2 separate regions of the Homo sapiens genome follow, and region 2 is linked to region 1. A link is a contact called in ENCODE Hi-C or POLR2A ChIA-PET data. All regions are on one chromosome and are shown on one strand. Each heading gives the region's core, a stretch centred on a gene start or an enhancer-like site at or near the end of the contact. The rest is flanking DNA. Distances are from core to core; before and after follow the strand shown. Region 1 overlaps MPRIP (myosin phosphatase Rho interacting protein). Region 2 overlaps MPRIP (myosin phosphatase Rho interacting protein).

Region 1 (2,766 bases), core at 9-2,508:
GGAATCACACCTGTGAATAGGCACTGCATTCTAGTCTGGGCAACACAGCAAGAATCTGTCTCTTAAAAGAAACAGAGGGCGGGCGTGGTGGCACCCGCCTGTAATCCCAGCACTTTGGGAGGTTGAGGCGGGTGGATCACGAGGTCAGGAATTCGAGACCAGTCTGGCCAACATTGTGAAACCCCGTCTCTACTAAAAATACAAAAATTAGCTGGACATGGTGGCACATGCCTGTAATCCCAGCACTTTGGGAGGTTGAGGCGGGTGGATCACGAGGTCAGGAGTTCGAGACCAGTCTGGCCAACATTGTGAAACCCCGTCTCTACTAAAAATACAAAAATTAGCTGGACATGGTGGCACGCACCTGTAGTCCCAGCTACTCGGGAGGCTGAGGCAGGAGAATCGCTTGAACCCAGGAGGCAGAGGTTGCAGTGAGCTGCTGAGTTTGTGCCACTGCACTCCAGCCTGGCGACAGAGCAAGACTCCATCTCAAAAAAAAAAAAAAAAAGCAAAACAAAAAACCCCACACATGCACAGGATGTGTGATATGACTCAGTATCTGTTTGTGTTACAGGTACTTAAGTAGACATTTCTAAGAAGCCTAAAGGACTGCTATCTGGGTGGGTGGACAATGAGAAGGCCTTGGCCTTATCATCTTGCTTTAGACAGCCCTGTGCTACCAGGAGGAAGGTAGAGAATCATGGATAATGGGGGTAGGGGTCTGCTCAGCATTGAGGTCCCACACCAGAGTGAGGGGACCAAGTCCCTTTGAAGGGAATGCTGTTGTGGGCTACAGTCACAGTGCAGGAAGCCCTGGCGGGGCCCCACATACACATTCTCCCATTGTGCTGGTGTTTTATGGTGGTCTGAAGAGATCTAGCATGTTTTATGGTTATTGGCTTTGAATTCCCTTAGAGTTGTTTAAGGAATTGTCCTAAGTATGCTGCAGTAGGAAGCTTGGGAAATGTTTCAGGATTTAGTCTGGTTCCAGAGGGTTTTAGAAAGCAAAGGTAACAGGTCTGTTTGTTTTCATTATATACCGCAGATATAATGAAATCTAAAAGCAACCCTGACTTCTTGAAGAAAGACAGATCCTGTGTCACCCGGCAACTCAGAAACATCAGGTCCAAGGTGAGTCTGGGGTCCAGCCCCCTGGTGGGAGGGGCTTGAGGGACACTGGGGAGAGTAGCCCAAATTGAAGTATGAGTGCTCCCATGGGCCACAGCTGCCAAAGCCCCAGGGCCCAGCACTGAGCCAGCCCGAGCTCACCCTGCTGGGCTGGTTCTGGTGGCTTTGAGCTCTGTGTCTGTCTTGGAGCCACCTCCTGGCAATGACACTGACAGGCCAGGGCTGTGAAGAGCAGTGCTTGGCATGATCAGCTCCTGCCTCGAGGCCAGGTTTCACCCAGCCCTGCTCATGTCGGCCTGCTGTCAGCTGTGCCTGTGTTGTTCCTTGCACATCACTGTTGTGACACTGGTGCCGCCTCCAAGAGATGATGCTGCCTGCTCTTGTTCCCCAGCCAGGAAGCAGTACATCTTTAGTGTGCTGTCCAGAGCCAGCCATGCACAGGAGGGCGGGCGGAGGTGGGAGCGGCACCGCGTGTGTTTGGGATTGGTTGTGTGTCTCATGTCTGCTCTCTCCTCTGACAGTCCGTAATTGAGCAGGTCTCGTGGGATACCTGAAATGCACCCGCTTCCCGGCCCATGCAGGAGGTAAACCGCCTCTCCCACCGCCTGCATGCACTGCTCACACCCCCATGGCAAACGCCTGTGTCATGGTTACTTTATTTCAATTCATCCTGCTCCAACAAACACATACCAAATCCAAGTGAGGTTTCTTTAACCTGCTCTGGGGAGTTAATTGGCACTCTAACCTCTTAACAGAGATGACCCTGGCAGTGAGGTGCTCCTCTAGCCTGGTGGGCAGGCAGAGAGCCAGGCACCCATCAGCATGCATGTTGGATAATCTGTGCACAACGGCTGAACTCACTCCACCCCCTCAGGGGACACTTGTCTTGCCCTCTGTCACGAGGTGGAATTTACAGATGTCCACACTGGCAAGTGAAGTCTACCGTCACCAAAGGCCTCGCCCACCTAGTGAGCCACTTAGTGGCCTCTGTCTGTCAAGGCTAACAGGGTGGTCATTCTAGGAATGGATAAACCAGGACTAGAGCTTGGTGAAGATGGTTCAGAAGAGCGTGATAACTACAAGCAATAGGGGCGAAATATTTACCAGTATTTTTTTTTTTAATAAAACAAAAGCTTCTCACTAGGTGCCATTGAAGGCCCTATGCCAGAGAGGAGGTGGGGGAGGGCCCATGGTGGGAGACACCCTGAGAATGAGTAGTTGCCGGCTCAGTAGCTTGATCTCGTTCATCCCGGAATGAGAACATGGAGGAAAGCAAGAACCACGTCTTCCTCCCCATGCTGGCCCTTTCTCAGGCACACCCACAGCACCCCGCCGTCCGAAGGACTTCATCCTGAGGCTTGGTTAAAGAGTTGAAGGTTTTAAGCCTAGTCAGTTTGGTTTTATTTTTCTACAGTTCTAAGTCCCCTATACCCAAATATGGTTTAGGCTTGATTGAAAACTTAGCTTGGGCATTTTTCTTTAAACATAACGTTTTGTTTAGCAAAAGGAAACTTGTTCTTTTTTGGTTCACGGTTTTCTTACTGAAGATTCTACTACTTATTTGAGGCTAAACTGTAGCTAGTATCTTTGAGCTTTTCTTGAAGGAGTTTGAAGTTCACTATTAGTGATTTGGGCTTT
Region 2 (2,700 bases), core at 17-2,516, 65 kb before region 1:
CACCACGGTTCCAGTTACTCCATGACCTCACCAACACTGACAGTTTTCTGTTTTTTAACTTACCTCTACCCTAGTGAATGTGAACTAGCATCTCATTGTGGCTGATGTGATTTGCATTTTCTTTTCTTTTCTTTTCTTTTTTTTTTTTTTTTTTTACTTAAGAGACAGGGTCTCACTCTGTTGCCCAGACTGGAGTGCAGTGGTGCCATCACAGCTCACTGCAACCTCGAACTCCTGGGCTCAAGGGATCCTCCCTGCTCCCAAGTAACTGGGACTATAAGAGTACACCACCACATCTGGCTATTTATTTTTTAATTTTTATTTTTAGAGATGAGGTCTCACTATCTTGCCCAGGTTGGTCTCAAACTTCTGGCCCCAAGCAATCCTCCTGCTTTGGCCTTCTGAAGTGCTAGGTGACTTTCATTTTCTAATGACTAATGACGTCAGGCACCTTTTTATGTGTGTCTTGGCCATTTGTATATCTTCTTTGTATATTCACATCCTTTGTCTATTTTTAATTGTTTTTTGTTGTTGAGTTTTAGGAGCTGTTTATTCTAGATACTAATACTTTGTCAGATATATGATTTGCAAGTATTCCCTTCCCTTCCCTAGGTTGCCTTTTCGCTCTCTTGGTCCTTAGATGTACAAAGGTTTTTAATTTTGATGAAGTCTAGTTTATCTTTTTTTTTTCTTTTGTTGCTTGTGCTTTTGGCGTCATATCCAAGAAATGGTTGCTAAATCCAGTGTTACAGGGCTTTTTTCCTTGGTCTTCTGTGCATTTTATAGCCTTTGTTCTTGCATTGAGGTATCTGCTCCATTTCAAGTTCATTGTTGCATATGGTGTAGTGTCACCCTTGGTTGGTGGATCCTGCTAGCTGACCATTGTGGTGGGTGAGGGGGATGAAAAGCTGTTCTTCCCCAGTTCCCATGCCTCTCCTACCTTCTTCCCATCTACCCCCCGCCCACCCACCACCAGTTTTAGGAGGAAGGTGGGCCTTAACTGGGTGAGGGCTCCCAAGGGAAGCTCCTCTGGCAGAGGGCCCTTGGCCATTTGGCGGGGGCCCTGGTATCTCGCTGCCCAGGCAGCGGCCGAAGCCAGCAGGCCAGCCTGGCGTAGCAGGTGTGAGGAGGAACTTCCTGGTCTTGGCAGCAAGTGAAAAAGGTCCTTGTTTTCTTATTTTCTCCGTTAAAAAAAAAGTAGTTTAGTGGTTCTAACTATGCCCCTGGGAAAGCCCTGAACGGGTCATTTCCTCAGCATCCCACAAAGTCACTTGTAGCAGAAGGCCCAGCCCACGCACTGCAGCACCAAGGCTGGGGCGAGGCCCACACTGCATTGTTGCTGCTGGCATTAGCAGATGCTGCACATCTTGGAGGCCCCCTCCTGCTAATCCACGAATGCCTCAGAAAGCATGCACTGTCTCTGGGGCCAGAGCTGAATCTTAGAAGAGGGCCTACTTGGGATGGGAGCGGTAGCTCTGCGTCTGTGGTGACACCCACTGTCACATTCCAGTAGAGGGAAGGAAAGGTAGGGCCTCGGGATTTTGGCCCTGACTGCATGGTTCCTGCTTCTTCTGTGATGGAGGCGGCATGCTGTGGTGGGCTAGGAGTTAGGAAGCCTGGGCCTGAGTTTCCACGTCCAGACGTTAGGGAGAGGTGGGGTGTAGAGGGCCTTCCAGGCCTGGGTTGGCAGGGAGGCGAGCTCTTTCTCGTGATGGAGCCATGAAGGCCTGTTGGAAGGCCTGGCCTGCTTGCTGCTGAGCCTGTGGTTTCTCCCTGTTATCTGTGCAGTGTTCTGTTTTGTTTTGTTTGAAGTGTACAGGTCATTGTCTTTGAGGATATTCACGTGGTTATACAACCACCAACACAATCTAATTTCAGAGCATTTTTCATCAACCCCCAAACAAACCCTGCATCCCTTAGCTGCCACCGCCACTCCTCCCCTCCTGCTTCCCATCTTTATCGATTGGCCTGTCCTGGACGCTTGATGTAAATGGAGTCATGCAGCATCATCTCACAACTTTACCATCTGCTGGTTGCAGCAGAGTCATTGGCCCAAGGCTGGGGTGGTGGCTTCAGACCAACACCATGGACTTGGTGGCCTAGGTGCTGATCATGCAAAGGCCATTCCTCAGGGGCCTGCATCTCTTTCCAGACAGCTTCTCTACCTCATGCCCTGCAGAGCCTGCCACTGTCTGGTCTTTGCACACGTGTCATCCTGTTAACCCTTAATGAATATGGGATTTTGGTTAAAATGATGGTTTCTATTTTATAAATAAAACGTATCTATTACATATATAAGTAAATCAAATATTTATATTATAATTAAATCTATAATATAAATCTAGCAGGGTTGGCTTGTTCCATCATTCAGAAATGTTTACTGAAGCACATATTGGAAGGTGCTGACCTAGGTGTATAGAGTAAATACAAGGAGTTTTATCAGGCACCTTGTGGCTTAGTATGCAGAGCAGTTGGGCAGACCTGTGGATGGGCCATGGCCTCTGCACAGGGGCTCCCTTCAGGGAGCACAGGACAATGATCCAGGAGGGGAGATGTGCCAGGCAGGCCTCTCCGGCAGGACAGTGATAAAGGAGGCTGCTCTGTGCAGCGGGTAACCGTGGGTCTCCCAGGCCAGCAAGTAGGTCCAGGAGGCAAGGTGGGGCAATTGGTGCAGGGAGCAGAGCTTGGGCTGGGAGCTGT

Evidence for each region. A loop is a pair of places that touch in the nucleus more often than their neighbours do. ChIA-PET counts read pairs that join two places held with the same protein, here RNA polymerase II (POLR2A). Pooled maps may share reads with other maps.
Region 2: a loop to region 1 is called in a map of HAP-1, with 3 times the contacts of the local background. The contact joins two enhancer-like sites. A Hi-C loop is called at or near these places in 4 of 168 maps with a recorded cell type or tissue (GM13976, HAP-1, posterior vena cava and 1 more) and 7 of 50 pooled maps. POLR2A ChIA-PET finds 5 or more read pairs at or near these places in 12 of 52 experiments (AG04450, CD4-positive, alpha-beta T cell, CD4-positive, alpha-beta memory T cell and 9 more).

The regions. Positions count from the first base shown.
Region 1 is chr17:17,178,958-17,181,723 of GRCh38, forward strand. MPRIP (myosin phosphatase Rho interacting protein) reads left to right here. Exons shown (of 24, transcript NM_001364716.4): 23 at 1,046-1,131. Among named protein-coding and RNA genes, the nearest start is that of PLD6, 26 kb to the right of the region's middle. Within about 2 kb of position 1,259, at least 10 of the 41 ENCODE cell types and tissues checked have a DNase peak (open chromatin) inside an H3K27ac peak, as active enhancers do; they include CD4-positive, alpha-beta T cell and psoas muscle, where a contact is called at or near this core.
Region 2 is chr17:17,113,750-17,116,449 of GRCh38, forward strand. All of the region lies in intron 3 of MPRIP (myosin phosphatase Rho interacting protein), which reads left to right. Among named protein-coding and RNA genes, the nearest start is that of MPRIP, 73 kb to the left of the region's middle. Within about 2 kb of position 1,267, at least 7 of the 41 ENCODE cell types and tissues checked have a DNase peak (open chromatin) inside an H3K27ac peak, as active enhancers do; they include CD4-positive, alpha-beta T cell and psoas muscle, where a contact is called at or near this core.